4 separate regions of the Homo sapiens genome follow, and all the other regions are linked to region 1. A link is an interaction called in ENCODE POLR2A ChIA-PET data of the cell type or tissue named here. Cell type or tissue: HepG2. All regions are shown on one strand. Each heading gives the region's core, and the rest is flanking DNA. Links, peaks and the distances in the headings are about the cores only.

The links. Peaks named below come from ENCODE experiments on the same cell type or tissue, not always from the same donor. Only the 100,000 strongest peaks of a DNase experiment are listed, where the experiment ranks them.
Region 2: POLR2A ChIA-PET joins it to region 1 with 10 read pairs; 17 of 35 experiments call an interaction of 5 or more read pairs at or near these places.
Region 3: POLR2A ChIA-PET joins it to region 1 with 13 read pairs; 2 of 35 experiments call an interaction of 5 or more read pairs at or near these places.
Region 4: POLR2A ChIA-PET joins it to region 1 with 34 read pairs; 8 of 35 experiments call an interaction of 5 or more read pairs at or near these places.

Annotation. Positions count from the first base shown.
Region 1 is chr1:36,398,476-36,405,689 of GRCh38, forward strand. LOC124904013 (a long non-coding RNA gene) reads left to right here and starts at 2,788. Exons shown (of 2, transcript XR_007065797.1): 1 at 2,788-2,943. It also overlaps the pseudogene RNU4-27P. RefSeq lists enhancers at 1-2, 1,720-2,316, 2,317-2,912, 2,894-2,983. In HepG2, for the core only: a CTCF peak has its summit at 2,686; DNase peaks (open chromatin) are centred at 2,716 and 3,106; H3K4me3 peaks cover 1,524 bases.
Region 2 is chr1:36,152,447-36,159,660 of GRCh38, forward strand. It overlaps MAP7D1 (MAP7 domain containing 1), which reads left to right and starts at 3,714. Exons shown (of 17, transcript NM_001388490.1): 1 at 3,714-4,017. The coding sequence starts at 3,972. It also overlaps a transcript of TRAPPC3 not described here. RefSeq lists silencers at 3,516-3,905, 4,646-4,775. In HepG2, for the core only: no CTCF peak of the experiment used is centred there; DNase peaks (open chromatin) are centred at 3,435 and 3,694; H3K4me3 peaks cover 2,901 bases.
Region 3 is chr1:36,483,006-36,490,219 of GRCh38, forward strand. It overlaps a transcript of CSF3R not described here. Among named protein-coding and RNA genes, the nearest start is that of CSF3R, 3.7 kb to the left of the region's middle. In HepG2, for the core only: a CTCF peak has its summit at 2,857 (motif pointing left); DNase peaks (open chromatin) are centred at 2,886 and 4,066; H3K4me3 peaks cover 458 bases.
Region 4 is chr1:36,322,417-36,329,630 of GRCh38, forward strand. It overlaps EVA1B (eva-1 homolog B), which reads right to left and starts at 1,229. Exons shown (of 3, transcript NM_001304762.2): 1 at 1,043-1,229; 2 at 555-651; 3 at 1-309. The coding sequence starts at 621. It also overlaps a transcript of SH3D21 not described here. RefSeq lists silencers at 427-616, 707-756, 817-1,176, 1,267-1,496 and an enhancer at 498-1,382. In HepG2, for the core only: no CTCF peak of the experiment used is centred there; a DNase peak (open chromatin) is centred at 1,775; H3K4me3 peaks cover 1,745 bases.

The DNA.
Region 1 (7,214 bases), core at 778-4,777:
GGAGACCCTGTCTCTACAAAAAATAGAAAAAATTAGCCCACCGTGGTGGCGTACACCTCTGGTCCCACCTACTTGGGAGGCTGAGGCAGGAGAATTGCTTGAATCCAGGAAGTGGAGGCTGCAGTGAGCTCAGAAAGTAACACTTCATTCCAGCCTGGGCAACAGAGCAAGACTCCGTCTCAAAAAAAAAAAAAAATTGGAGGCCATTGGTTTGAACAGGGCTCCTGCACCAAGCCCAACAGAACCAAAATGGAGTCACTCATGCTAAAGTTCTACATCACCAAGTGGAAACTAAGTTGTTTATCTGATATTCCGATAAATCAGAAGAGTGAGAGATAGCTAGATCTCCAAACCATCCTGTTTTAGCTGGCAGGATAAGGAAGTCCCCTCTGCTTTAGCCTTCAAAGTTACAAGGAAAGTAACTTTGAAACAACCAATCTTTTTGTTTTCTGTTTCTGCTTTCCTCAGCCCTTTTCTGGCTGTAAAACCAATCTCCTCTGCTCAGCTCATTTGAACACTCATTCCATTTTATAGAATGAAGTGTTGCCCGATTCTAGAGTTGCAAATAAAAGTCAGATTTAACAAATTTGGCAAAAAAAAGTCAAATCACCAATTAAAAGTTAAATTTTTTCTTTTCACAGTTCATGCAAAGAACCTGGGGGAAATGACCTTGACAATTTAGGAACACAGGAAAGGCCAGGGAAGCTGGGGAGAGTGGTATAACAAGAGGCCAGAGAGGAAGCAGGAACCAGAGCATATAGGGCTTTGTGAGCCAAGGTAAGGAGTTTAGATTTCATGGTTAGGAGTGCAGCCTCCGGATACAGTGCCTAGGTTCAAATCTACTCCTGGCTAATTGTGACTTTGGGCAAGTTAGTATCTTCTCTGTGCCTCAGTCTTCTCATCTAGTACTAGAAGTGCTATGACAGGCTATTGAAAGGGAGCGAAGTGATTTGATTTACTTGTAGAGACAGGTTCTCACCCTGTCATCCAGGCTGGAGTGCAGTGGTGTGATCATAGCTCACTGCAGCCTCAACTACCTGGGCTCAAGTGATCCTCCTACCCAAGCCTCAAGAATAGCTGGGACTACAGGCACACGCCACTGTGCCCCACCTGATTTACATTTTTTAAAAGTCACTCTGTATAGCCTTGGAAAAATTACTTTCTTCCTCAGCCTCAATTTGCTTGTTATGAAAACAAAAAATTAGGCCTTTCTCAGAGAACTGTAAGATTTAAGTGACCTTCATTAATGTGTGAAAGCATCTGGCACAGAGAAGAAGCTCAGTAAATTAGGCTTCTTGGCTGGGGGTGGTGGCTCACACCTGTAATCCCAACACTTTGGGAGGCCAAGGCAAGAGGACTGTTTAAGCTCAGGAGTTTGAGACCAGCCTGGGCAACATAGTGAGACCCCATCTCTAAATTTTTTTTTGTTTTTGAGATGGAGTTTCACTCTTGTTGCCCAGGCTGGAGTGCAATGGCCTGATCTCGGCTTACAACCTCCGCCTCCCGGGTTGAAGCAATTCTCCTGCCTCAGCCTCCCAAGTAGCTGGGATTACAGGTGTGCACCACCACACCCGGCTAATTTTTGTATTTTTAGTAGTGACGGGGTTTCTCCATGTCGGTCAGGCTGGTGTCGAACTCCCTACCTCAGGTGATCTGCCCACCTCGGCCTCCCAAAGTGCTGGGATTACAGGCGTGAGCCACCGAGCCCGGCCAAAAATGTTTTAAGAAATTAGCTGGGTGTGGCCGGGCGCGGTGGCTCACGCCTGTAATCCCAGCACTTTGGGAGGCCGAGGCGGGCGGATCACGAGGTCAGGAGATGGAGACCATCCTGGCTAACATGGTGAAACCCTGTCTCTACTAAAAATACAAAAAATTAGCTGGACGTGGCGGCGGGCGTCTGTAGTCCCAGCTACTCGGGAGGCTGAGGCAGGAGAATGGCGTGAACCTGGGAGGCCGAGCTTGCAGTGAGCTGAGATCGCGCCACTGCACTCCGGCCTGGGCGACAGAGCGAGACTCCGTCTCAAAAAAAAAAAAAAAATTTAGCTGGGTGTAATGGGTGCACCTATAGTCCCAGCTGTCACAAGAACCTTAGGGTGTCACTCTGCCATCTGGAAACCTCTGTGGCTAGCAGCGCCTGTGCTTGACTTTTGCTTGTGCCTGCTGGGCTCGTTCTGCCTGCTCAGTCTGGCAGGCTGGGCTCAGCTTGCACTACGGGCTCGGATCCCACGCCTGCCAAAGGCGTGCCAGGTGTGGAGCAGTGAGGGATGTGTGAGCGAGTGAGCACAGGGTCCGACCACTGCACACAGCCAGATAGGCCGGCTGCTGCAGCGGGTGGGCAGCTCCAAGGGCCAGCACTGGCAGCTCCAGGCGCCGGCACAGGCTTTGGCTCTGTGCAAGGCTGCGGCTGGACCAGACATACCGTAAGTGGCTTCTGCTGTGGGCACCAGCATCTGGACAAGGGGAACACAGTGGTGGCCGAAAGCTCAGAGACACCAGGAACCACAGAGCCACAAAGAGGGTGTTACAGTGTGTCACAGCCCTGGCTTGTGGAGCCCGGAGGTCTGGGCCCCAAGAAGGGCTGCAGCTCTTCACCACACGAGGAGCAGGGGCGGGGCATCTTGGGGGGCGGGGGCGTGTTTCAGTCCATATGTGTTACAGCTCTTTCAGTCCTACCGCTCAGTGCTGCCCTGCTCTGGCCCGTGGTTCCTGGGCTGGCTAGGCCCAGCCACCGCTTCCTGTCATGTGGCACAGCTACCCGCTGGTGGAGGGTGGGCCCCCGGAAGGGTCACCACTCTTCACTCCTGCAGTCTGGGAGTGTGTCACCACCCGCAGCTCAGCGAGCTGGCCAGGAATATGTTATACTCCTTTTACTCCCGCTGTTTGGCAGGTCCCAAGTTCTTGTTTCGCATCCAGGAAGAATGAGGTTATGTGGATAACTGGAGGGTAAGCAAGCTGGAGGGAGCTTTATTGAGTGATAGAACAGCTCTCGGGAGACCTGAAGTGGGTGGCTCCTTTCCGCAAGCAGGTCCTGTGGAGTGTCTGAGACTGGCTGAGTCTGGGGTTTTCATGTGCGAAGAATGGAGGAAGTGCATGCTGGTTGGCCCATGGGTGGCCATGGGTGGGCCTGGAAAAAGTACCATCCAATTGGCTGGAAGGCATCAATGAAGTTCTTACTCCTGTCCTGGGTTCCACCTGGAACTGGCAGCCCCACCCCCAGGCTTCAGGCCACCCCTGGCTTGAAGGTGGGGCTTCACTGGGCATCTGCCCCTTCTGCCTAGGAACCTGATTGCCTCCTGGCACTATTAACGTGCTGTCTGCTGGTGCCCAGATTGCCTGTGCTGGTGGGAGCCTGCAGGCCTGCACCAAGCCACCCTCAGTCCCCTGGCCTCCATCACATGCTTATTGGCACCCAAAGTCTGGGGGGGTGCTGAGGCAGCGGGGGTTGGTGTGTCAGTGTCGCCCACAGTGCACGCACATCAAGCTGGGTCACAACAGTGCCCGGGCTTAGCCACAACTTTGCTCTGCACTGGAGTGGGCGCCAAGAGTGGGGAGACTCCAGGGAGTGGGAGCAAGCACTTCTGAGCCTGCGGGGGCAGGGGCTTTCTGGGCCCTCAAGAGCACAGGGATGCCCGGGTCTGGAGCCATGGCTGGGTTGCTGCAGCTGTGCCCAGGAGTGAGGGCTCCATGCCCCGTCAACTTGGTAGGGTGTGGGGCTCCTGCTGGCATCATCTGTTTCTGGCCCCTGCTGGCTCCACAGAGCACGTAGCCCCAGCTGCACCTCTGCCTGGCATGAAGTGGTTGAAGCTGGCTGCTCCAGATGGGCCGCTGCTGCCATCACAGCTACGTGGGAGGCTGTGGCTGGAGGATCTCTTGAGCCCTGGAGGTTGAGGCTGCAGTGAGCTATGACTGTGCCACTGCACAGTGCACTCCAGCCTGGGTGACAAAGACCCTGTCTCAAAAAAAAACAAAAAACAAACAAAAAAAAGAGGCTTCTTTCATTCCTTCACTCTCTCATTCATTGATTTCCATCTCTCCTAGGAGGCTTCCCTTTTTATCAGCAATCACAGTTGGGCTCTTCTTATTCTAAAAATAAAATTGTCTTTCTCCTCCATGCAATCTACTGTTTTCTTACTTTCCACAGTCAAACTTCTCAAAAGGCCCTTATGCCAGCCTTTCCGCAAGTATGATCACTTTTCCAGCTATCTATGTGAGACTGGATTTGCTTCTCTTCTTTTAAATATTCAGTCTCCATAGAGACTGTCAAAAGTTGCCAATGCCGACTATATTGCAAGTTTTCATGGCTGGGTGTTGGGATTTTTCAGTGAGCGAGAATTGTGCCGCAGATAAACCTCATTGTTGATAATACTGCTACTTACATAAGTTTTAAACTTATGTTAGTGAGTTTATGTTTATATATATATATATACACACACACACACACACACTTTTTTTTTTTTTGAGACAGAGTCTTGCTCTGTTGCCCAGGCTAGTGCAGTGGTGTGATCTTGGCTCACTGCAATCTCCATCTCCCAGGTTCAAGTGATTCTTCTGCCTCAGCTCCCTAAGTAGCAGGGATTACAGGTGCGTACCACTATGCCTGGCTAATTTTTGTATTTTTAGTAGAGACAGGGTTTTACCATGTTGGCCAGGCTGGTCTCGACCTCCTGACTTCAGGTGATCCACCTGCCTCGGCCTCCCAAAGCACTAGGATTACAGGCATGAGCCACTGTACCCAGCCTATATTTTTTATATATATATATATATATATATATATATATATATATATATATATGTAAATGTATGTTAGTGAGCTTATATATTTTATGTATATACAAATGTATGTTAGTGAGTTTATATATTTTATATATATACAAATGTATGTTAGTGCATTTATATATTTTATATATAAATGTGTTAGTGAGTTTATATATTTTATATATACAAATTTATGTTAATGAGTTTATATTTTTATATATAAATTTATGTTAGTAAGTTAATATATTTTATATAAAATTTATGTTAGTGAGTTTATATAGTTTATAAATTTATGTTAGTGAGTTTATGTAACTTATATACATACATATTTATGTTAGTGAGTTAATGTGAGTTTATATAATTTATATATATAAATTTGTTAGTAAGTTTATATATTATGTATATACAAATTTATGTTAGTGAGTTTATATATTTTATATATATAGAAATTTATGTTAGCGAGTTTATGTTAGTGAGTTTATATAATTTATATATATAAATTTATGCTAGTGAGTTTACATATTTTATTTTATTTATTTATTTGTTTATTTATTTATTTATTTATTTTTTTGAGACGGAGTCTCGCTCTGTCGCTCAGGCTGGATGGAGTGCAGTGGCGCCATCTCGGCTCACTGCAAGCTCCGCCTCCTGGGTTCACGCCATTGTCCTGCCTCAGCCTCCCGAGTAGCTGGGACTGCAGGCGCCGGCCACCAGGGCCGGCTAATTTTTTTTTAATTTTTAGTAGAGACGGGGTTTCACCGTGTTAATCAGGATGGTCTCGACCTTCTGACCTCGTGATCCACCCGCCTCGGCCTCCCAAAGTGCTGGGATTACAGGCGTGAGCCACCGCGCCCGGCCAACATATTTTATATATATATATATAAATTTATGTTAGTGAGTTTATACATTTTATATATATATAAACTAATGCTGGTGAGTTTATATATTTTATACATGTATATATATAAATTTGTGAGTTTATTATATATTTTATATATAAAATATGTTAGTTTATATATTTATATATAATGTAAATTTATGTTCATGAGTTAATTTCTGAATGAATTAATATTACATTTTTATTTTAATTTCCAATATGACAGAAAATACATATAACCCACATAATCTGTCAATCATTTTGAAGAGTATGTAGAGGTTCCAAGACCAAGAAGAAGTTTGAGAACTGCTGCTGTACAGTGAGGCTTCCACTTTCTTTCTTTTTTTTTTTTTTTTTTTGAGACGGAGTCTGGCTCTGTCGCCCAGGCTGGAGTGCAGTGGCGGGATCTCGGCTCACTGCAAGCTCCGCCTCCCAGGTTCACGCCATTCTTCTGCCTCAGCCTCCGAGTAGTTGGGACTACAGGCGCCTGTCGCTACACCCAGCTAATTTTTTGTATTTTTAGTAGAGACAGGGTTTCACCGTGTTAGCCAGGATGGTCTCCATCTCCTGACTTCGTAATCAGGTCCGCCTTGGCCTTCCAAAGTGCTGGGATTACAGGCGTGAGCCACTGCGCCCGGCCGAGGCTTCCACTTTCTCACACCAATGGCTCTGCTTACTGGAACCTGGTTTCTACTCCCAAGACCCCAATAACTTTTTCAGCAAAGGTTGCTAATGATATCCCTGTTCCTAAAACCCATATCCCCTCTTGTAGTCCTCGCTTCTGGCATCCCCCTCAGTGCTCGAGCATTCTGATCACCCTCCTCCTTGGTATTTTGTTTTTTCTGGGCATTGTGTCATTTATCTTCACCCATTTCTCTGATTGCTTCTTTTCCATTTATCTCTTTCTCTCTTTTTAAGCCCACTTCATTCTCCTGTCCCCTAACGTGCGTGTTTCCTCTGGGGCTGTATTTCCTCTACCTGAGGGTAGCTGTCTTGAGCTGTCTCCTCCCATGCTGTTGAGTCCGGGTCTGTGCCCCAGCCCACACTGCTCTCTGGATCTCCATTTTCCCATGTCTTACACTGCTTATTCCCCAGATGTCTTACTGCTACTCAAAACCCAGTAGGTCTATTGAGAAAAATTCATCAAGTCCCTTCCAAATCAGTTCCTGCTCTGAATTTTTCCATTTCTGCAGTTGCTACCACCATTTTTCAGCTACCTAAGTTGGGCACCTTGAGTAACCTTGATAACTTCTATAATTTTTTCTTCCTTGCCTTTTTTTTTTTTTTTTTTTTTTTTTGAGACAAGTTATTGTTCTGTCACCCAGGCTGGAGTGCAGGGGCATGATCTTGGCTCACTGCAACCTCCACCTCCCAGGCTCAAGTGATCCTCCCACCTCAGCCTCCAGAGTAGCTGGGACTACAGGCATGCACCACCACACCTGGCTAATTTTTTTTGTATTTTTAGTAGAGACAGGGTTTCACCACATTGCCCAGGCTGGTCTCAAACTCCTGAGCTCAAGAGGTCCTCCTGCCTCAGCCTCCCAAAGTGTTGGGATTACAGGCATGAGCCACCTCACCCAGC
Region 2 (7,214 bases), core at 1,799-5,798, 250 kb before region 1:
ACAGGCATGTGCCACCATGCCTGGCTAATGTTTTTGTATTTTTAGTAGAGACTGGGTTTCGACATGTTGGCCAGGTTGGTCGTGAACTCCTGACCTCAGGTCATCTGCCCACCTCGGCCTCCCAGAGTGCTGGGATTACAGGTGTGAGCCACCCCCGCCTGGCCAAAAATTTCTTTAGTATACTCTTTTTTTAAAGATTTTTTTTACTATCTTTTCTCTCTTTTTTTAGACAGGGTCTCTGTCGTCCAGGCTGGAGTGCAGTGGCACAAACATGGCTCACTGCAGCCTTGACCTTCCGGGCTCAAGTGATCCTCCCACCTCAGCCTCCTGAGTAGTTCAGACTACAGGCACGCACCACGATGCCTGGCTAATTTTTTGTATTTTTGGTGGAGACAGGGTTTCGCCATGTTGCCCAGGCTGGTCTCGAACTCCTGAGCTCAAGTGATCTACCTGCACTGGCCTCCCAAAGTGCTGGGATTAGGCGTGAGCCACTGTGCCTGGCCAGGATAGGAACATATTTCTGATCCCCATTCTGTGGGCTTCCCCCAGCCCCAGCCCAACCTTGCGGTGAAAGGAACAGCTCACTCATGCCTGTTTCCGTGCAGAAGGAGGAGACTGCCCTGGGCCACGATCTCCTACTGCCCTGGTCCAGAGGTCCCTGTCGCTCGCCAAAGACTGCAGGGAATGCTGTTGGGACTTCAGCCTCTTATGTTAGGGTTTCAGCAAGTACCCTACTTGCTCCTTCTCTGGGATGTCTATTTGTGGTGCCCCATGCAGCGTTACCTAGCCCCAAACTCAGAGAGAGACACTCTTAACCCTCTTGGTTGCTGGGGCCTGGAATCTGCCAGGGATCCTGGCCAGTGAGGAGGAGAATGGAGAGGAGTCCACTTCCTCTGTCCACCAACTGCCTCAATCACGGAACACGGGTGCTCTCCAGGCCCCTCCTCAGCCATCCTCCGCACACTCCCTGTGGACTCATCAGCAGCACAGGAAACCTTCAGGTCTGGCCAGGAGAACTGTCGTTTAAGCTGCCTAACTCCCAGATGCTCTGCTGGTCTCCAGCACCAACATCTTGTGAGTGCCTCACCCTCAAGCTAGGGAAGGGTTCCTCAACCTTAGCACTACTGACATTTTGCACCTGAGAATTCCTTATTGTGAGGATGGTCCTACGCAATGTAGGATGGTAAACAGCATCCCTGGCTTCTACGCGGTAGCTGCCATGTTTAGAGACACACCCCCCGCCCACCGCCGTATGTCTCTAAACATGGCTAAATGTCTCCTGGGGGGCAAAATTGCCCTTGGTTGAGAACCCCCTGATGTAGGCTAATACCAGGGGCTCTTTTTAGTGAGCTCCCCACAGTCAATCCCAAAGACAATAGATTTCCAGTTCTAAAGTCTGCTCACCCTTCCTCTACTGAAAAACCCCATAATCTTCAACAGCTCCCCATGCTTGTTTCCAAGCATTTGGCATTCAAGTCCTCCTACGTGGGCTGTCCCTGGCCTATCTGTTCATTTTTAGCTGCCATTTCCACCTCCACTATTCCTTTTGTTTGTTTGGCTGTTTGTTTGTTTTGTTGTGGCAGGGTCTCATTCTGTTGCTCAGGCTGAAGTGCAGTGGCATGATCTTGGCTCACTGCAACCTCCGCCTCTGGGGTTCAAACGATTCTCCTGCCTCAGCCTCTGGAGTAGCTGGGATTACAGGCACCCACCACCACACCTGGCTAACTTTTGTATTTTTGGCAGAGACAGGGTTTCACCATGTTGGCCAGGCTGATCTCGAACTCCTGACTTCAAGGATCCTCCCACCTTGGCCTCCCAAATTGCTGGGATTACAGTGTGAGCCACCACAGCCAGCCACTAGTCTTGAGCCGTAGCCAATGTGGGTATCTCGCGACTCCCATCCATCCATCCATCCATCTCCATCCCTGCAGTAATCTCAAGACAAGGGGTGGGAGGTGGGAGAAGAACCATTCCAGAGGGCTCTCTCCCCATACGTGTTCCTGAATTCTCCTGAGTCTGGTCACTGCCTGAGTCAGGTCTGGCCTGTCCAGCTCTGGAAGAGGCAGGCTGTGAGGCCCCTGACCTCACAAAGGACTGTCATGAACTCCGTCATCCCCGCAGTCCCCCCACCCTGCAGATAAGATGACTGACACAAAGATGGGGGATCTGCTCCTCGTCCTTCCACTTTTACTCATCAATGCCTTCATCACCATTATACTTGTTTACTGAGCACTTCCTAGATGCCAGGTTCTGTGCTCAGCACTTCATTTCCATTGCCTTATTTAATCTTTACAAAGACCCCAAGATACCTCATGGCACTACTATTTTTCTGATTTTGTAGGAGAGCAAATTAGATTTTAGAAAAGTTAAGTCACTAGCTCAAGGTTACTGGCTCCAGTTGCCGCCCTTCTATCATCATCCTTTTCTAATGTTTTTGGGCCAGAGGGGACACTATTCCCTTCCCAGGCCTTCCCAAGAGTGTCCAAGCCCCCAGATACGCACACATCCCAGGACAGGCTGCTCCCAGGTTGCCTGAGCCCCTGACCCTTTTGTTTCCCACTCTATCCCTCCAAATGGCCGCTTTCTGGAGCTGCTTAAAGGAAGGAGAAACTGGAGGGAAGGGGGGCAAGGGGGACAGTATCTCACTGGGCCTAATCTCTGGACAATGAAGAACTAGAGAACTGACCTTCTAGAAGTCAGGACAAAGGGCAGGGCCAGGGTGGGCAGGGCACAGCTGCCCCTCCTCCTCCCCCGCAACCCAAGTCCCTGCAGCAGCACCACCATCATCCATCCACCTTCCCAGCAAGCTCCCCACTCTGCCCCGGGCTGGGCCTGGCTTGGCTTGAAGCCCTCACCTCAGCTGGCACCAACAAGGGGGCTGGGAGTCCATTCTGGAGGGCTGGGAAGCAGGGCTACTTTGGGGAGTGGATTCTGGAGGGGGTCACCACCCCCTCATCGACAGACCACTGGGAGAAAATCCTTCTGGGGTGATTGGCGGGGTCGTCTGGTGGGGGTGGGGGAGGTCCAGGGCTAGGACCACCCAGTTTGGAGCCGGGAGGGACCCAGCAGATTAGAGACCTGGGTAAGGCAGCTGCGCAGGGCTGTAATTACCCCCAGAGGAGCAGGGAAGACACAAGCGCAGAATGCCGGAGCAAGGGCGGCAGCAAGGCTCCCAGACCTGTCCCCAGCCCAGCCATCAGCAGGGGAGAGAAAGCGAAACCCTTTCAGGGGTCTCCTTGTGACTCTCCTTCATGCCTCCCGACGTCCCCCGGGCCGCTTTGGTTTAGGTGGGTTTGAGCGAGAATTTGGACTCGAAGCTGCCCTCTCAGCCCCAGTGCCAGAGCCCCCAAACTCCAGGGTGGGAAAGGGGAGTCCCAGCCCTGCTCCCCCTCTCCCCCAGTCCCCGCGGCGGGTGAGTCACCCGAGCGCTCCCTACTTAGTCCTCAGGCGCTGCGGCGCGTACCAAGACGCGGACGCAGGGGGAGGCAGCTAGCGCGGCGAACTCCTGGAGCCGTGGAGCCCGCTCGGCCGTGGCCGTGGGAGAGGCGCCGGGAGGCTGCGGGCGCGGGGCTCCGGGGCGGGGGCGGCGCGAACGGCGCGGACGGCGCGGGCGCGGGGGGCTGGGTCCCGGGGCGCTGCTGGGGTGGACCCCCCCGCCTCGAACTTGGTACGCGCCAGCGAGAGGCCAGGCCCAGCCCGGGCGGTACAATAGGGTTGGGCCGAGGCCGGGACTGGGCCGGCGCCGGGCGGGGAACGGGTTCGCGACCGCAGCCGAGAGACCCCGGGCGACCGGCACCTCCGAGACTCGCGGGCCACCTGCCTCGACCTTCCCCGGAGCGCCCCCGCCTCCGAGTCGCTACTTGCCGGGCCGGGCCGGGCCGGGCGTGATGCGCCGCGGGACCCCTGTCCTGGCCACTGGCCGCCGCCGCCGCCGCCGCTGAGACCCCGAGACCCCCAGTGACGCCGCAGCCATGGAGAGCGGCCCGCGTGCGGAGCTGGGGGCGGGCGCACCCCCAGGTATGCCGGGAGCCACGCGGAGGCGAGATGGGGGTAGATGGAGGGGCTGCAGGGCGGCCGAGGATGAGGCCGGCCGGCTGGGCGGGGACCCCTCCGCTGCCGCGCCCTCTGACCACTTGGAAGTTTAAAAATAAAGGCTGCGGCGGCGGCGGCTCCAGGCTCGCGATGCATCCTCTGACAGCTGCCCCCTCCCCCACCCCGGGTGCCGGACGCATCGGGCGTCGGGAGCCGCAGGGACCCCGCGCGGGAGTTGTTGGGGTGACCCTTCTGCCCCAGCTTAGTGCCATCTCAGCTTCCCCGCCCCCACGTCCCTTCCCGATTCACCCCGGGCCTTGAAGATCCTCTTCTACTGAGCTAGGGCTTCCGTCCCCTTCCCCATCCCCCGTGGCACATGTGACCCCAGCCTGAGTGTGTCGGGGGTCCATATTCTCAGGCCTGGGCCCTGCATACCGACGCCTCGGCCTTAGTGCCCGTACCCTCAGGCCCTGGCCCAGACCTCGCCCCCACCCCATCCGTCCAGCTGCCGCGCAAAGGGCCTGTTGCTGCTGCGGGCCGGCGGGGAGGGGAAAGGAGGGAGGGGAGGAGAGAGGGAGGTCTCTAGCCGCTGCTGCCAAGTAACCCGCCGGATAAAGGCGAGGGGGAGGGGGAGGCGGCATTGTTTGGGGTGAGGGCGGGAGCTGGGGAGTGGGCCGCCTCCCCTGCAGCCAGGCCTACTCTGGAGCCCACCCAGCCTGATTCGGGGAGGAGGGGGACAGAAGTAAATCTGCTTCTCCTGCCTGCCCTCCTTCCCAGCCTCTCTGGGCCCCAATCTCCCACTAGAGAATGAGGTAAAGGCTCCAAGCCGGCACTCCCTGGACCTGCCACATCATTCCCCAGCCTGAGGCTTTGATACCTCCCCCCTTACTCTCTTTTTTTCTCTCTTTCTGCCCACACCTTAGACCACCAAAGCTCCCCTCCCCTCCCTCACCCCACCAACCACCAGTGCTCAGGACTTCTGCAAATCCCATTCGGATCTGGGAGCAGCTGATGAGGGGGTGGGGACAGGTTTCTGGTTGGGCTTGGTTTTGGAGGGAGGCGATTTCTCTTTCTTCCTGGAAGGGGAGGGAAGAACATGATTATTGAAGACCCAAGTTCTGTTCCCATTGACTCAGGGGGGAGGTGGCCCCATCCCCACACCCCCATGGAGTCCTGAGCCTAATCCTGTCACCTCCCTGCCCCTTGGGGTGTGGGCACAGGATGAAACAGTTCGTGTGGGTGCGGAGAGCCCAGGATAAGGTGGGGCCAATGGGCTGTGGGTGGGCTCCTCCCCATGCCAGCGAGGATGCTTCTAGGGGACTGTCTGGGTGTGGGACCTGGGAGAACAGGGAGGGGAGGCTACCATCAGACTGGTGGGTTTCAGGAGGCTTGTAGGCTGGGCTGGAAACAAGGGTGGCTGGGTCTGTCCTGGTTTGGCTGAACCTGAGAGGGGACACCCAGGGAGGCCCAGCCTGAGTCCAACCTCAGCTTACTGGCCCTCTGCACCTGAGGGCCTCTGGCACTGGATAGTTGGGGGCCTGAATGGGGGTGGTGACTGGGATACAGAGCCTGAGCTGGTGGCTAGTTTATAATTAGGATACTTGGGTAGGATGCCTAGACTGAATATGAGAGCATGGGTGAGATGCTTGGCTCTCCTAGGGGCAGGGGGGATGTTCGGTGGGCGGGGAGGGCTGCGTCAGGGGCCGGTGGGCAGACTGCATATAGGCTTCTTGCATTGAGAGGACTCTTCTATACACAGGGATCTAGATGGAGTCACATGAGAACCTGGATCAGGATGGTGGCAGTTCCCCACACAGAATAGTCAAAGGTGACAGGAGTCCTCTGTGGGGCTTTCTGGGAGTAAATGTGCTCACAGCATGTGCCCTGTGATAGTCTGAGGCATGGGCCTGACACTCCGAGAGCATGTGACACGAACCCTGCTCCCTCTGAGTTCCTTTTTGCACTTGGACACTGAGCAGTAACAGGGGGTGGTGTGGAGTAGAGGACAAGTGTGGGGACCACTTTCAGGTCAGAAAACCTGGATGGAAATCCCAGTTAGCCATGTACTGGCTACTGGACTGGAGCAAGTGACTTACCTCCTGGAGCCACAGTTTCTGCCCCTGGAAAATAGGGGCAGTGTTGTCAACCTTGTGGGGTTAATGTGAGGGTTAGAGATGATTTAACTCAAGGAATCTGGCACGCAGACACCAGACACCTGCAATAAAGTGTTATTACCATTATTGTGGTTATGCTTCTGCAACCGGTGCCAGCAGGGAGGTATGAAATATAGGGGAGGGTGGGAGCAGGAATTGGAAGTCGATTTGTTTAAGAGTGTAGATTTTGGAATTAAACAGTTTAAGTCTCCACTTCGTAACTTACCTCTGTGTGACCTCAGTAAGTTGCTTAACCTAAGTCTTAAGTTTGCTCATCTGTAAAATGAGAATAATGCTAGAAATTATCTCATAGAGACATTGGCATCCTTAAATTAGATGAAAACAGAAAACACTTAGACTAGGCCCTGGCACATAGCCAGTGCCCAATAAGTGCTAGCCATTTGTTATTTATTTATTTATTTATTTATTTATTTATTTATTTTGAGACAGAGTCTTGCTCTTGTCACCCAGGCTGGAGTGCAATGCCACGATCTCGGCACACTGCAACCTCCGCCTCCCAGGTTCAAGCGATTCTCTTGCCTCAGCCTCCCGAGTAGCTGGGATTACAGGCGCCTGCCACCGCGCCCGGCTAATTTTTGTATTTTTAGTAGAGACAGGGTTTTGCCACATTGGCCGGGCTGGTCTCGAACTCCTGACCTCGTGATCTTCCCACCTTGGCCTCCCAAAGCGCTGGGATTACAGGCGTGAGCCACCACCCCCAGCCTAGCTATTTGTTTTTTGTCATTATTTTTAATTCCGTCAGAAGCCTGAGATGTGATTGATTAGAATTGTAGGAGGTAAGTATAGGACAAGAAGGCAGCGGAGAGGGGAGTTCTAGGCAGACATGAGCTAGGGTGTATCCAGGGAACGGAGGGGCCCCATACCTGAAGTGGAACAGTGGGAACAGGAGAGAAGACCCAAGAAACAGGTGCAACCGGCTATCCAGCACACCCATGCTGATGCCCCACCTTATGCCAGCTCGGTGTAGTCTATGTGGACGGCAGAGAAGTGAATCAGACGGAGTTTTGA
Region 3 (7,214 bases), core at 1,691-5,690, 85 kb after region 1:
CACAGGCAGCCCCTTCCTCCCAGGAAGGAGCCTGTGAGGGAAGCTGGTGAGGCCCGGGCAGCCTTCCTGCCTTGGGGGTCTTAAAGGGCTGGGGAATGTGGCAACGATGTCCCCCTCCCCTGCCTCCGGATTTCCTGAGCTCAAAGCTTTGAGGCTGGGCAGGGCCCAGGCTCCCACCTGGCTGGGTGCCATCCTTATGCCCCCTGCCCTGGGGGAGCATCACTTGGAGGCAGGCCCTGGCTGGAAGGCTCACCCGGCCCTAAGCCTCTTTTCAGCTCTAGCCTTGGGGACCACATCTTCACAGTACTCAGAAGGGTGTGTTCCAGGTTCCAGGGAATTGTGTAACCCAATACTCACTGCTCCCCTCTTCATTACGTATTCTGTGCATTGCCCATAGACCAGGCAGATGGAGAAACAGGAATTCTGGGGGCAAGACAGGAGGACGTCTTGGTGAGGCACGGGGTCTTTATATGTTCACTAAAAATTAGGAATGTTTACCCACAATGGTTCTGCAACACTGAATATTTTGTAATTGAGTGAAATAGACTACATTTTATGTCTTTTATTGTCTGTATTCATGATTCTTCTAAAACTACAAATAATTTTCTTTGCATTTTCTGAGAAAGGTTCAAACTGCTCATAGTTTATTGGATTCATAACCCAAAAAAGGTTAGGTGCCAACAGACCAGCAGACTGTCCTTAACATATAATCCTTTTGAGGCATCTGGGTCTGGTGTGATGCTGCAGACCAGGGCTGTAGTTCTAGTTCCAAGTCAAATGACCTGACTGCCTGCTGCAACCCTCCCAAGATATCCCACAGGCTCTGCTCGCTCAGTGAGTCCCATGGACTCTCTTCTTTCCAAATATAACCAGAATCCTGGGTATTCACTGTAAAGTTCAACTTGGCTCTACGTTTGAATATTTTTATGATAATATTTGGAAAATATAAATATAACTGAAACCAATACTAGCCAGCTCCAAGCTACCCTCATCTATTGCCTAGATAATCGCAATAGCCCCCTGCCTGCTCTCCTGCTTCTATTTCATCCTTGTTCCCGCACCTGTCTGTAATTCCTTCAGCAGCCAGTGCGATATCAATCAAACAGAAGTCTGATCAGCCCATCCTCGTCCCAACCTTTCCAATGGCTCCTGTCTCATTCAGAGTCAAAGTCAAAGCCCTTTGGATGGTCTACAAGGCCCTACAAAACCTGGTATCCCTGTTACCTCCTGGATCCCTCTCCTGTTATTCTCCCCCTTGCTGCCTTGCTCCAGCTACTCTGTGTTCTTTGCTTCTTGAACTTGTTATGCTGTCTCTTGCCTCAGGGCCTTTGCACTTGCTGTTTCATTTGCCTGGACTCTTTCCCCCGCAAATAGCTACATGGGCTGGTCCCTCCCCTTCTTCAGGTCTTTGCTCAAATGTCACTTTCTCATTGAGGCCTTCTCTGAGCACCCTTTTCAAAATTTGCAAGCCCCTTCCCTCCCACTCCCTATCTCTCTCTCCCCCAAATCCCTTTTCACCATCTGATATTGGCTGTCTCAATCCCCACTAGACTGAAAGTTCCATAAGAGCAACAGTTTTTATCTGTTTTGTTCAAAACTTTATCTCCAGTGTCTATAACACTGCTTGCCACACAGTAAGGCCTCCATGCGTGTTTGTTGAATGAATGATCAACTGGATGAATCTTCCCCCACTTCACCAAATCTGTCTCTAATCCCCACGTACCTTGTCATGGTGAATTAACCACCATCCCCTCCTCTCCCTAGTCATGCAGCTCAGGGACTCAGGAGTCATTCCTTACAACCCTTTCTCCACATTCCCATGTCCAGTCAGTTCTTTTAGTTCTTTTTTTTCTTTCTTTCTTTTTTTTTTTTTGAGACAGAGTCTCACTTTGTCACCCAGGCTGGAATGCAGTGGCGCGATTTTGGATCACTGCAACCTCTGACTCCCAGGTTCAAGTGATTCTCCTGCCTCAGCCTCCCAAGTAGCTGGAATTACAAATGCCTGCCATCATGCCTGGCTAATTTTTGTATTTTCAGTAGAGATTGGGTTTCACCATGTTGGCCAGGCTGGTCTTGAACTGCTGACCTCAAGTGATCCGCCCACCTCAGCCTCCCAAAGTGCTGGTTTTATAGGCGTGAACCACCGCACCTGGCCTTCTGGTCATTTTAAATTTATTTTTTATTTTTATTTTCATTCTTTTTTTTTGAGATGGAGTCTCGCTCTGCCACCCAGGCTAGAGTGCAGTGGCGCGATCTCGGCTCACTGCAACCTCTGCCTCCCAGGTTCAAGTGATTCTCCTGCCTCAGCCTTCTGAGTAGCTGGGACTACAGGCACGCACCACCACGCCCGACTAATTTTTTTGTATTTTTAGTAGAGACAGGGTTTTGCCATGTTGGCCAGGCTGGTCTCGAACTCCTAGCCTCAAGTGATCTGCCTGCCTCGGCTTCCCGAAGTGTTGGGATTACAGGCATGAGTCACCGCGCCTGGCCCCAGTCAGTTCTTAATGAAGGAGAATGGGCCTTTTGTTCATCATTCAGAGAACTTGCTCCTGGAGCAGGTGCAGGGACACAATGGTGAGACACAGTTTTAGTTCCTGCCTTTATGGAGCTCCCGTCTCAGCCTTGCCAATGGCCCTGCAATCCTTCTCCTCTCCCTGTCTTTCTTCAGAGGCCCGTCGTCACATCCTAACTCCTGAACCGGACATGCAAGTTACCCTCGCCTCCCTCTCCTGCCTCACCAGCCCCTGCTTCCTCAGATCCAGCCCGTCATGCTCCGGTCATGCCAAATTCACTAGTATTTCCCTGCCTGCCCCAGGCTCTGGAACAACCCTGTGCCTTTCTTCTGCGGAGCGCCTGTCACCTCCTGCTGGCTGAGTCCTGTTCCTGACCCAGTTCAAGCATCCAGCCTGAGCTCAGCATCCCTCTGGGCTTCCACACCTTAGTCAAGCTGAATTAGGGGCCCTTCTCCCCATTCATCCTGTAATACTGTAGTAGGCTGTTGGCCGCCTGCCTCCTCCATTATACTGTGAACTCTTTGAGGGCAGAAACTGTATTCTCACCTCTGCCTCTCTAGCCTCAGTACAGTGCCGGACACACAGAGGATACTCAATGCATATCTGTTGGGCTGCAGAACCTTGGAGATGGTGTTTACCTCTTCCAAGCCTCTGTTTCCTAATCTGTCACAGTGATAATAACTCCTCCCAGGGATTTTGTGATAATTAAATTAGCTATCAGAAATACAATGCCTAGTATGGTAACCAGCGCATAGTAGGTGTTCAATAAAGTTGCTTTCCTTTGTTCCCTTCTGCATAATTCAATATTTAGGAGGGAGATTCTACTATTCTCCTTTGTGCTCCATTCTCTGTTGAGGACCTGCACCAGGAAATGGAGCTGCAGCAGCCAGAATAAAAGTTAGATTTAAGGAAATGAAAGTTAGATTTAAGGAAGAGCTTTCTTTAGAGTGTACTGAGGTTAAGATGATGAGCTGAGGAGTCAGGCTGCTTCAATTTGCCACTTGCTGCCTGTGTGACTCCAAACAAATGTTTAATCTCTTTAAGCCTCGGTTTTGTCATCTGTAAAATGGGGCTAACAGTATTGGCTTCATAGGATTCTTGAGAGAAATCAGTGACCGTAAGGCTTGTGGAACACAGCCAGGAACACAGTAAATGCTTAATAAGTGTTTACTATGGTGCACTGAAGAGCACAAGACAGACGAGGAGTCATCCCCTCTACCCGCACCCAGTGTCGGCTTTGTGGATACTTCCTCTTCCAGCTGTCCTGCCTCCCGCCCCTCCTCCATCAGACAAGGCCTCTGTGTGTTGGAAACCCTGGGTAAGGGAGTGCTGGTGAGGGAACCCTATTCTTGGCAGCCTAGCTACTGAGCCCCGAGTTGTTTCTGTTTCTGTTACTGCCTGTGATGTGTGGGGCTTCTGGGTAGGTCAAGGAGCAGCTTGTTTCAGAGGGGCCGGGGCGGGGTCCAGGTGGGCAAGCTGGGGTGAGTGCCCGGAAGTTGAGGCTGTGGTGCTCAGCTGCCAGGGCCGGGGTTGGCTGGAATACAGCAGGCAGCTAAGATTGTGCAAACAGGTCATTGTGCAAACGCGCCCCTGTGTGTGACCTCGATTGTGCAAACAGGTGTTTACTGGAGGCTGCTCCGCTTGGACAGCCCACTTACAAAAAGCCCTTGAGCTGTTGACTTAGAAAGAAACTGGACACTCCTTCTTCCCTGAACCCACCCTGAACTTTCCGCCTCCTGGCCTTTGCTCAGGCTGTTCTCTCTGCCTCGAGTGCCCTCCCTCACCTCCACCTCAACTTGCTGAAATTCTACTCATTCTTCAAGGCTCAGAGAAAATGCCACTAAGTCTTTTTTTCTTTTTCTTTTCTTTTTTTTTTTTTTGAGACAGAGTTTCATTCTTCTTGCCCAGGCTGGAGTGCAGTGGCGCGATGTTGGCTCACTGCAACCTCCTCCTCCCAGGTTCATGCGATTCTCCTGTCTTAGCCTCCCAAGTAGCTGGGATTACAGGCGCCTGCCACCATACCTGGCTAATTTTTGTATATTTAGTAGAGAAAGGGTTTCACCATGGTGGCCAGGCTGGTCTCGAACTCCTGTCCTTAGGCAATCCGCCTGCTCGGCCTCCCAAAGTGTTGGGATTATAGGCGTGAGCCACCGCACTGGGCCACTAAGTCTTTTTTCATAAGCTTTCTCCTCATTTGTAGAGTGTGTCCTGTGGTATACCTTCAGTGTCCTGATGATGTTTTACCTTATGGCGCTTTCCAGATCTGTAACTTCAAGGATCTTTCCTTATTCATCCCTGAAAGGTTGGGAAGCTGAGGCCCAGAGAGGGAACGTGACCTGCTCATGTCCCACAGCCATTTTGAGGCTGAGCTGGGCTCTAAATAAGGCTTCTGCATTTTCTGCCACACTCACCACCACTCTTTCAGGCCCCATCCACCTCTGACCTCGGACCTTTGCTCTAACCACTTGGTTGAGGTGGGAACTGAACAGATGGGTGGGACTTGTATGGAAGAGGGGAGGTATGCTGGGCAGGGGAACAGTGAGAACAAAGACATGGAGGCTGGAATGGGTGCCATAACAGAGGTAGAAGGTGGCCCAGGCCTGGGAATGACGGTGGTGGTGGTGGTGGGGAGGGAAGGCCTGCATTCTAGACCCACAGATGATATTGATGCTGCATGACCCTGAGTAGCACCTCATAGTCCTGCCTCTCAGACCCCCAGCTCCCCTTGAAGCTCCACACACATCAAAACTAAACACGCCTCCCAGCTGAGCTCCTCCATGTTTTCTCCTAAAAACCTGCTTTTCTGTCCTGGTGAATCCAGAAACTTAAACTGGTCCTGAACACCTCCCTGCTGGTCACCCCCTACATCCAGTCTGTCGCTCCTTCCAGTGCGATTTGTCCCTTCTCTCCCACCTTATGGCCCCTGCAGGAAGCCAGTCCATCATTGTTGTCTCCTTGGATGACGTCTCGGCTTCCTCCTGGTCTCCCTGCCTTCATTCCTGGGATACACCCTTGCTATACTTAGCTGGAGTGCTTCTTCCAAATTGTGAATTCCAGTATGTCACCACCCAACAGAAAATTGGCTGGACGCTGTGGCTCATGCCTGTAATCCCAGCACTTTGGGAGGCCAAGGCAGGTGGATCACCTGAGGTCAGGAGTTCGAGACCAGCCTGGCCAACATGGTGAAACCCCATCTCTACTAAAAATACAAAAATTAGCCAGGCGTGGTGGTGGGCACCCGTAATCCCAGCTATTCGGGAGGCTGAGGCAGGAGAGTCACTTGAACCCGGGAGGTGGAGGTTGCAGTGAGCTGAGACCATGCCACTGCACTCCAGTGTGGGTGACAAAAGCAAAACTCCTTCAAAAAATAAAAAAAAAAGGCATCCATCCATTGGTTCCTCGCTGTCCATGGGCTAAATTTCTAAGTCTTCCTCATGTCCTTTGAGGCCCTTCAAAACCAGACCCTGAAGGGGTGGCCTGCCCCTCCACACCTGTGGGTGTTTCTCATCGGACTGACAAAAGAGAGAGACACAGAAACAAAGTATAGAGAAGGAAAAGTGGGCCCAGGGGACTGGTGCTCCAGAGGACCCGCGAAGGCACGGGTCTCTGAGTTCCCTCAGTATTTATTGATCATTATCTCTACCATCTCTGAGAGGGGGTTGTGGCAGGACAGTAGGGTAATAGTGGGGAGAGGGTCAGCAGGAAAACATGTGAACAAATGTCTCTGTATCATAAATAAGGTTAAGAAAAAGGTGCTGAGCTTTGATGTGCACATACATAAACATCTCAATGCATTAAAGAGCAGTATTGCCACCAGCATGTCTCACCTCCAGCCTTAAGGCGGTTTTCTCCTATCTCAGTAGATGGAACATACAATCGGGTTTTACACCGAGACATTCCATTGCCCAGGGAGGAGCAGGAGACAGATGTCTTCCTCTTATCTCAACTGCAAAGAGGCCTTCCTCTTTTACTAATCCTCCTCAGCACAGACCCTTTACAGGTGTCGGGCTGGGGGACGCTCAGGTCTTTCCCTTCCCACGAGGCCATATTTCAGACTATCACATGGGGAGAACCCTTGGACAATACCTGGCTTTCCTAGGCAGAGGTCACTGTGGCCTTCTGCAGTGTTTTGTGTCCCTGGGTACTTGAGATTAGGGAGTGGTGATGACTTTTAACAAGCATGCTGCCTTCAAGCATTTGTTTAACAAAGTGCATCCTGCATAGCCCTAAATCCATTAAACCTTGAGTCGACACAGCACATGTTTCTGTGAGCACAGGGTTGGGGGTAGGGTTACAGATTAACAGCATCTCAAGGCAGAAGAATTTTTCTTAGTACAGAACAAAATGGAGTCTGTTATGTCTACCTCTTTCTACATAGACACAGTAACAGTCTGATCTCTCTTTCTTTTCCCAACATTTTCCCCTTTTCTTTTAGACAAAAACACCATTGTCATCATGGCTTGTTCTCGATGGTCGCTGTCTCTTCGGAGCTGCTGGGTACACCTGCAGACTGGGGCCTGCCTCTGGGGAAGGATTAATATGAAATTTACAATAGTAGTACTTCCGATGGTCTTAACCCACGTGACAGGGTTAAGATTTGTGAGGCCATCAGCAACTCCCGCGATTACCTCAGTTCCTGGTACCAAATTTAAATGGGCTTTTGATGCTTCGAAAATTTGTTCTTTTAATTTGGAAATGTCT
Region 4 (7,214 bases), core at 206-4,205, 77 kb before region 1:
CCAGCCGCTGCGCCCGCTCCAGCTCCTCCGCCGACGTGAAGACGTTGACGTTGAGGGGCCCGTCCGGCTCTGCGGACAGCTCGGGGCCCGGCAGCGTGTCGTCGGGGCCCAGCCGAGTCACCGTGTCCTCCTCGTCCTCGTCGTCGTCCTCGGGCTCCAGGGTGCTGCTGCGGGGGTCCCGGCGCTGAGCCGGGCCCCGGGGCCGCGGGCGGGGCGCCCACGAGATGCTGATGACGAGCAGGCAGAGGGTGAGCAGCAGGCCGAAGCAGACGCCCAGCACGAAGTAGAGGCCGAAGCTCTCGGGGTTGGCTGCGGGGCACAGGGCGGGGGTCACGGAGAGGCCCGGACGGGTGGGGGTTGTCCCACTTCCGAAAGACCCCAGGTTCTAGGTGTGGGGGCGAGGCCTGTAACCCCTACTCGAAGGGCATTAGGGAACCGCCAGCGGGCAAGAGGGCGGGGAGCGGGGCGGAGGGGACGGACAAGGCGCTGGGGAGGGAAGGGGATGGTGGTCAGGGAAGGGTTCAGGCCCCCAGTCTTCCGGCGCCCGCCCTCACCGCGGATGTGCGCGTAGGCAGCCAGGCTGTTGCTGAGCAACTCCATGTCCCTTCGCGGGGCATCCATGCTGCTCTGGGGGGCAGCTCCCCTACCAGCCTGCGAGGTCAGCAAAGTCAGATCCTTCTCCCAGCCTGGAGCCCACCCCGACCCCTTCCGCGGGCAGCTCCTCTCCCGGGAGCCGCGGGCCCAGGTTCCACCCTGGAGAGAGCGCTTCCCTAACTTCGTGGCGGCCCGGGGCCCTGTCGGGGGGAACCCCTCTCCCGGGCGCGGACGCCCCTCCAGTCCTGGGAGCAGCGCCGGGGACCGCGGGAGGCCCCGCCCCCTGGTGAGGTCCCCAGCTGAGGCCCGGTTCCGCCGTCCCGGGGCGGGATGGAGGATAGGGACGCTGAGCCTCCACGCCCCAGGCGGGCTCCGGGAAGGGAAGCTGCCTCTCTCCTCGCCCGGCCGCCCCGCGGGGACCCACCGGCCCGGGGCCAGGCCCACTCACCGTCAGCGCCCCGCTTCCCGGCTGCCCGGCCCCAGCGCGTCCCGCGGCCGCATACACTGGGTCCGGCCGCCCCCGCCCGCTCGGGTCCCGCCGCCCCTCCGGCCCCGCTGGGCTCCCAGGCCGCGGCAGCACGGGCGGGACACGGACCGAGGGACCAGCCGGCGGAAAGTTTCCTCCGAGGAAAGAGGAGGGACGGGGCGGGGCGGGGCGGGCGGGGAGGCGGGGAGGAAAAGGGCTGGGAGAGGAAGGGGAGAGGAGCGGGCAGCCGGGAGGAGGGAGAGCCCGGCCCGCGGGCCGTCCGTCCCCCACAGGAAACCGCCGGGGAGGCCGCGGCAGGGACCCGCCCCCAGGCCACTAACAGCAACAACAGAGAGGCTGGAGCTCTGCCTGCGTGCGGGCCAAGGGCTAAACCTTGGACAGGTTCTTTCACTTACTCCGCCTGACAACCCTGCGACGTGATACCATTATCCCCACTTCGCAGATCAAATAAACGGAGTCTTGGAGAGATTGAATTGACTTTACCAAAACCGTCAGGATTTGAATCTGCTGCTCTCTGATCCTAAAGCCTGAGCTAGAAACCACCGCTCCCCCTCCTAGGAGGCCCCTTCCAGGCAAAGCTGCTTCTCTTCCCCAGACCCATGCTGGACTGGAAGGGAGGGGACTGTCCACCCCTCCTTCCAGGGCCCAGGCTTGAATGTGTCCCCTGGCCGAGCTCTGGTCTAGTCACGCAGGGTTAATGATTGTTGGACTCCAGCTTTGAGCCAGGGCCCGGCCAGCAGTCTCGCAGACCCCAGCGTGGGGCCTCTGTGCCTGCGAGCTCCTGCGCTCTTGTGCACCAAGCAGCTTGTGGCGGCTTGTGGCAGATCCCACCCCATCCCGTCCCCCACCCCAAGGCTAAACCTGCCTGTGCTCACACACGCATTTCCCACCTGGGCTTGTGCATGCAATGTGGTGTGTGATCAGTGTGTGTGGCGGGGGGCTTCCTTCTGCCCTGTCTCCACGGGGCCCCCCCATCATGGACCTCCCCTCCCTTGCTGGAGCTAGAATGAGGGGGAGGCCGCCTTGGCGGGAGCCTTAGAGAGGAGGAGGAAAGGGGGAGAGGAAATTGCAGACATAGCTGAAGGCGCTGCCTGAGGCCTGTGGGCCAGCGACCCTCTCCCTGTCCGGGCTGCAGACCCCTACTCCCCCAGTCCCGAGACTGGGTTCAAGTAGAGGGCAGATCTAGATGGGGGAGGACTAGGACTGACTCCTATGGGGATGGAAAAGGGACTCCTGGGTGTCTTTGTGACTGTTTAGTGTGTTCTGTGAATGTGCGGGCAGGTATTTTTGCCCACATCTGTATATTTGTCTATTAATGTGATGTATTTGAGTATTGTTGTGGGGGCGGGTATGTCTGTATATAAATCTGTGCAGCCACTAGTCAACAAATACTGTGTATGCCTAGCACTTCCTAGTCTAGTCCACAGCATCTGTGGGTTTAACCAACTTTGCATCAAAAATATTCAAAACCAAAATTGCATCTGTGCTGAACATGTACAGACTTTTTTTCTTATCATTATTTCCTAAACAATAGATATATTTAATTTTTTTTCTTTGAGACAGGGTCTCACTCTGTCACCCAGGCTGGAGTACAGAGGTGCTATCTCAGCTCATTCACAACCTTTACCTCCTGGGCTCAAGTGAGCCTCCCATCTCATTCTCCCAAGTAGCTGGGAGGGACCACAGGCGTGCACCACCATGCCTGGCTAATTTTTGTAGAGATGGGGTTTTGCCATGTTGCCCAGGCTGGTCTTGAACTCCTGGGCTCAAGTGATCCACCCACCTCAGCCTCCCAAAGTGCTGGGATTACAAGTGTGAGCCATCATGCCGGCCAATAGTGTATTTTCATAGCGGTTACATTATATTAGATATTATAAGTAATCAAGAGATGATTTAAAGTATACAGGAGGATGTGTATAGGTTAAATGCAAATACTGAACCAATTTATTTTACATCAAGGACTTGAGGATCCTTGGATTTTGGTGTCTATGGGAGGGAGGTCATGGAGCCAATCCCCTGAGAATACTGAGGGACAGTTTTTTTTTTGTTGTTTGTTTTTGTTTTTGAGACGGAGTCTCGCTCTGTCACCCAGGCTGGAGTGCAGTGGCGCGATCTCGGCTCACTGCAAGCTCTGCCTCCCAGGTTCATGCCATTCTCCTGCCTCAGCTTCCCAAGTAGCTGGGACTACAGGCGCCTGCCACCACGCCTGGCTAATTTTTTGTATTTTTAGTAGAGACCGGGTTTCACCATGTTAGCCAGGATGGTCTCGATCTGCTGACCTCGTGATCCACCTGCCTTGACCTCCCAAAGTGCAGGGATTACGGGCGTGAGCCACCGCGCCCAGCCCTGAGGAATAGTTTTAATGGGGATTTAACAATAAACAGAACAGACACAAATCCTTGCCCTCATGGAGCTGACACTAAATTGGAGAAACAATAGAAGATAATCTCAGATGCTTCTAAGTGCTGGGGGGCATGACAGGATAGGGTAATGCGATGGACAACACCTGGGAGTGGCTCTCACAGGGACATCCACAGTGAGACCTGAATCCTAAGGAGGAGGCAGCTGTGCCAGGATCTGGGGAGAGTGTCTGGGCAGGAGTAAGAACATGCTTGGGATACCTCCCTCCAAGGGAAGAAAGCCACGCAGATGGTGTGTGGGTGCAGGGGAGAGTGGCAGGGGCTGCCCGTGCAGGGACTCGATGGCCTTGTTGATGAGCTTTTTCTTTCTTTCTTTCTTTTTTTTTTTTTTGAGACGGAGTTTCACTCTTGTTGCCCAGGCTGGAGTACAAAGGCGCGATCTCTGCTCACTGCAACCTCTGTCTCCCGGATTCGAGTGATTCTCCTGCCTCAGCCTCCCGAGTAGCTGGGATTACAGGCATGCACAACCACACCCTGCTAATTTTGTATTTTTAGTAGAGATGGGGTTTCTCCATGTTGGTCAGGCTGGTCTCGAACTTCTGACCTCAGGTGATCTGCCCACCTTGGCCTCCAAAGTGCTGGAATTACAGGTGTGAGCCACCGTGCCCGGCCAGGAGCTTGGTTTTTAATGTAAGTGTGGTGGGGAGCTCCTGGAGCGTTGAGCAGGGGAGTGTCATGGCCCTGTGACACATTTTGGAAAGATCCCTGTGGTGGCTCAGTGTAGGGTGGGCCACTGTGGGCAAGAAGGGGAGCAGGGAGGGTGGTGAGTAGGCTGGCAGCTGTCCAAGCCAGTGAGGGCGGGGCCGGTGGAGAGGCGAGAGGGCTCAGACTCAGGTGGTGTTCTGAAGGGAGTTCCTGCACTGGACTTGAATGTGAGGGAGAGAGGAGTTTAGAACACTTTCATACTGGGCTGGGGCACCTGAGGAAAGCCCATGTGGGGAAGCAGGTTTGGGGGTAGTCAGTTTCACTGTAGATAGGTTAGACTTGAAATGTCCATTAGATATCCAGGTGCAGGTGTTGGCAATGCAAGTAGAACCCCCAGGAATCTGGCTGAAAATGATATTTGAGAGTCCTTACCACATAAGATGGATTTACCACCCCAGAAGTGGATGAGACCGAACATCTGGGGTAAGGGGGCAGAGAGAGAAGGGTCTGAAGCTCGAGCCCATTGAGGGGTCTCCTGGAGGTGAAGTCAGCAAGGAGAACCAGGCCAGAACAGGGATGTGATCAGCCATGTGTGATTGGGCTGAGAGGTGAAGATGAGGCCAGAATTTGCCCACTGCCTTGGCCGAGATTTGAAGACCATCAGCAATATTGAGTTTCTGTGGGTTGTATTCCTGTTTCTTCAAGGGGTGTATGTCAGTGACTGTTTGCACAGGTAGCTTATTTATGTGCAGCATTGCTGGGAGTGCATGAGCATGTTTAATGCCTGCCATCCACGGGAATATCGGTGTGTGCTACAGTGTGCTTGTATGACTACGTGTGTTGTGTGCCTCAGTGCCTCAGTTCATGTGGCACAGACCTGTGTCTGTGAGAGTCCACATGTGTGCTCCTCTATGTGCAGTCTAAAATTTTGGATCTGTTTCTGTCAAGCTGTTTCCATGCACCTCTGTGCTACGCAGCTCTCTGTATCTCTGCCTGCAGGCAAAAGTATGTTTGTGTCTGGGTTGGTATGTGACATATGTGTTTGGAGTGGGTCAGGTATGACTCAGCCCTAGTGGAGCAGGATGAGGGTTGAGATGATGGTTGCTGGTTGCTTCAGAGAGAGGGACGCACATTAACCAGAGTGCTGTCTTCTCCAGGGGCTTGCCGTGGCCAAGCCAGGCCAGGTGGGAGAAGCGGCAGCCTTGCCCTGGAGGGTTTTGAGAAGCACTGCTCCTGGAGGCCCTGGGGAAGGTCCCTGAAACCTTTGGCCAATGTGGCTGTCCCCATGGTCCACATGCCCTCCCCACCCCCTGCCTAGCTGCTTGACTGCCTGCTGCTCCCCAGCCCACCAGCCTGTCCGTGGGTCAGCCCAGCCACCCGCTTCGGATCTCTGCACGTGTGTCACCTGCTGTTCTGGCCCTCATCCCAACTATCCACCTGCCCATCTCCTCCCTACCTCCTCGCTGCCTATCTGCCCAGGACTTATCTGCTGTCTGCTCACCTGCCTGCTTGTTGACTGCTTCTCTGCCCTCCTATCTGCCTGTGAGACTAGAGATTTGTCACCTTGGAAAGCACGGAGAGTACTGCTAAGATGAAACACAGGAAGGACAGGCCTTGATGGAAGGTTGGGGGGCCGAGAGATCCAGAGCCTATGGGAGGGGACTTGTGAGTGCTGGCATATTCAGGACCCAGTGCAAACCCAAGCACAGCTCTGCTCCCGGCCCCAGTGGCCAAACTGAAGGCTTGCCCTGGCTATTCTGCCGTTGACATGGGCCTCACCCTACCACGGGGATAGGTCTTGGATGGAGGGAAGAGGGAGACTCACCGGGGGCCTCCTGAGTCCTTTGAGTGTCCCCATGACCCCAGCACCTGGGACAGCTGCTGGAAAGAGGGTACTGGCAAAAATTTGCTAAATGGACAATCATAGGCCCAGTGTGGTGGCTCACGTCTGTAATCCCAGCACTTTGGGAGGCCGAGGTGTGCAGATCACTGAAGTCCAGGAGTTTGAGACCAGCCTGGGCAACATGGCGAAACCCCATTTCTACAGAAAACTACAAAAATTAGCTGGACACGGTAGCACACACCTATAGTTCCTGCTACTCAGGAGGCTAAGGTGGGAGGATCGCTTGAGCCCAGGAGATCAAGGCTATGGTGAGCCGTGATCGTGCCACTGTACTCCAGCCTGGATGACAGAGGAAGACCCTGTCTCAAAACAAACAAAACAACAGCAACAACAAGAAAACAATAATAGGGACATTGAGTACCCTTTCTGGCACCTGGCACTCTGCCAAATGCTATGCACACTCCGCCCTTCAGTCTTCCCAGGAACCCTGTGCAGTTTGTAGCGTGGCTCACATTTGCCAAGAAGGAAGTGAGGCTCAGCGAGGTTAAGCAGTGCCTGTGGAGTCACATGGCTGCAAGTAGTGGCCTGGACTGGACTGCAGAGCCCATGCTCCCCACCGCTTTCCATGGGGCAACTCTAGGCCATCATTCTCCACCCCTCAGACCCAAAGCTGCCTTTTCATAATGCTTGCTGTTGCTCCCTTTATGCTCCTGAAATGAAATTTATGGCTAATATGCCAGCCTTTACATCTAATTAAAAATCATCCAATGGTTTTTTTGTCCTTATTAATATATAAGAAATAAAAGGTAATGATAATGTGTTTGTGAAGTGCCCAGTTGCTGGGGAGGTCACAGCTCTGTGTACAGACTGATGCTCGGGTGTGGTGGTGTCAACGTCTGAAACGATGAATTTGGTAAAGTTCTGAACACAATGAAGTGCACGTTTCCTTCTCTTTACACAGTAGTTGCATTCCTGGAAAATTCAATGTATAGTAGAATGCATACACTCTTTGTGTTTATATGCAAAATGGAGTTAGAGCCTTGGCTCTGGTAATGAAAAACAAGCCTTTCACTTATGTTGTGCAGGATGTAGAATCTGCCTTCCTTCCAGGGCTGTCTGGAGTCCCTGGCGCCACCCTTGTAACTGCCAGTCATTGTGATGACCAGTCCCCTCATCCCTTCCCCCACAGTGGCCACAACAGGAAAGATTCCCGCCCTTATTCATG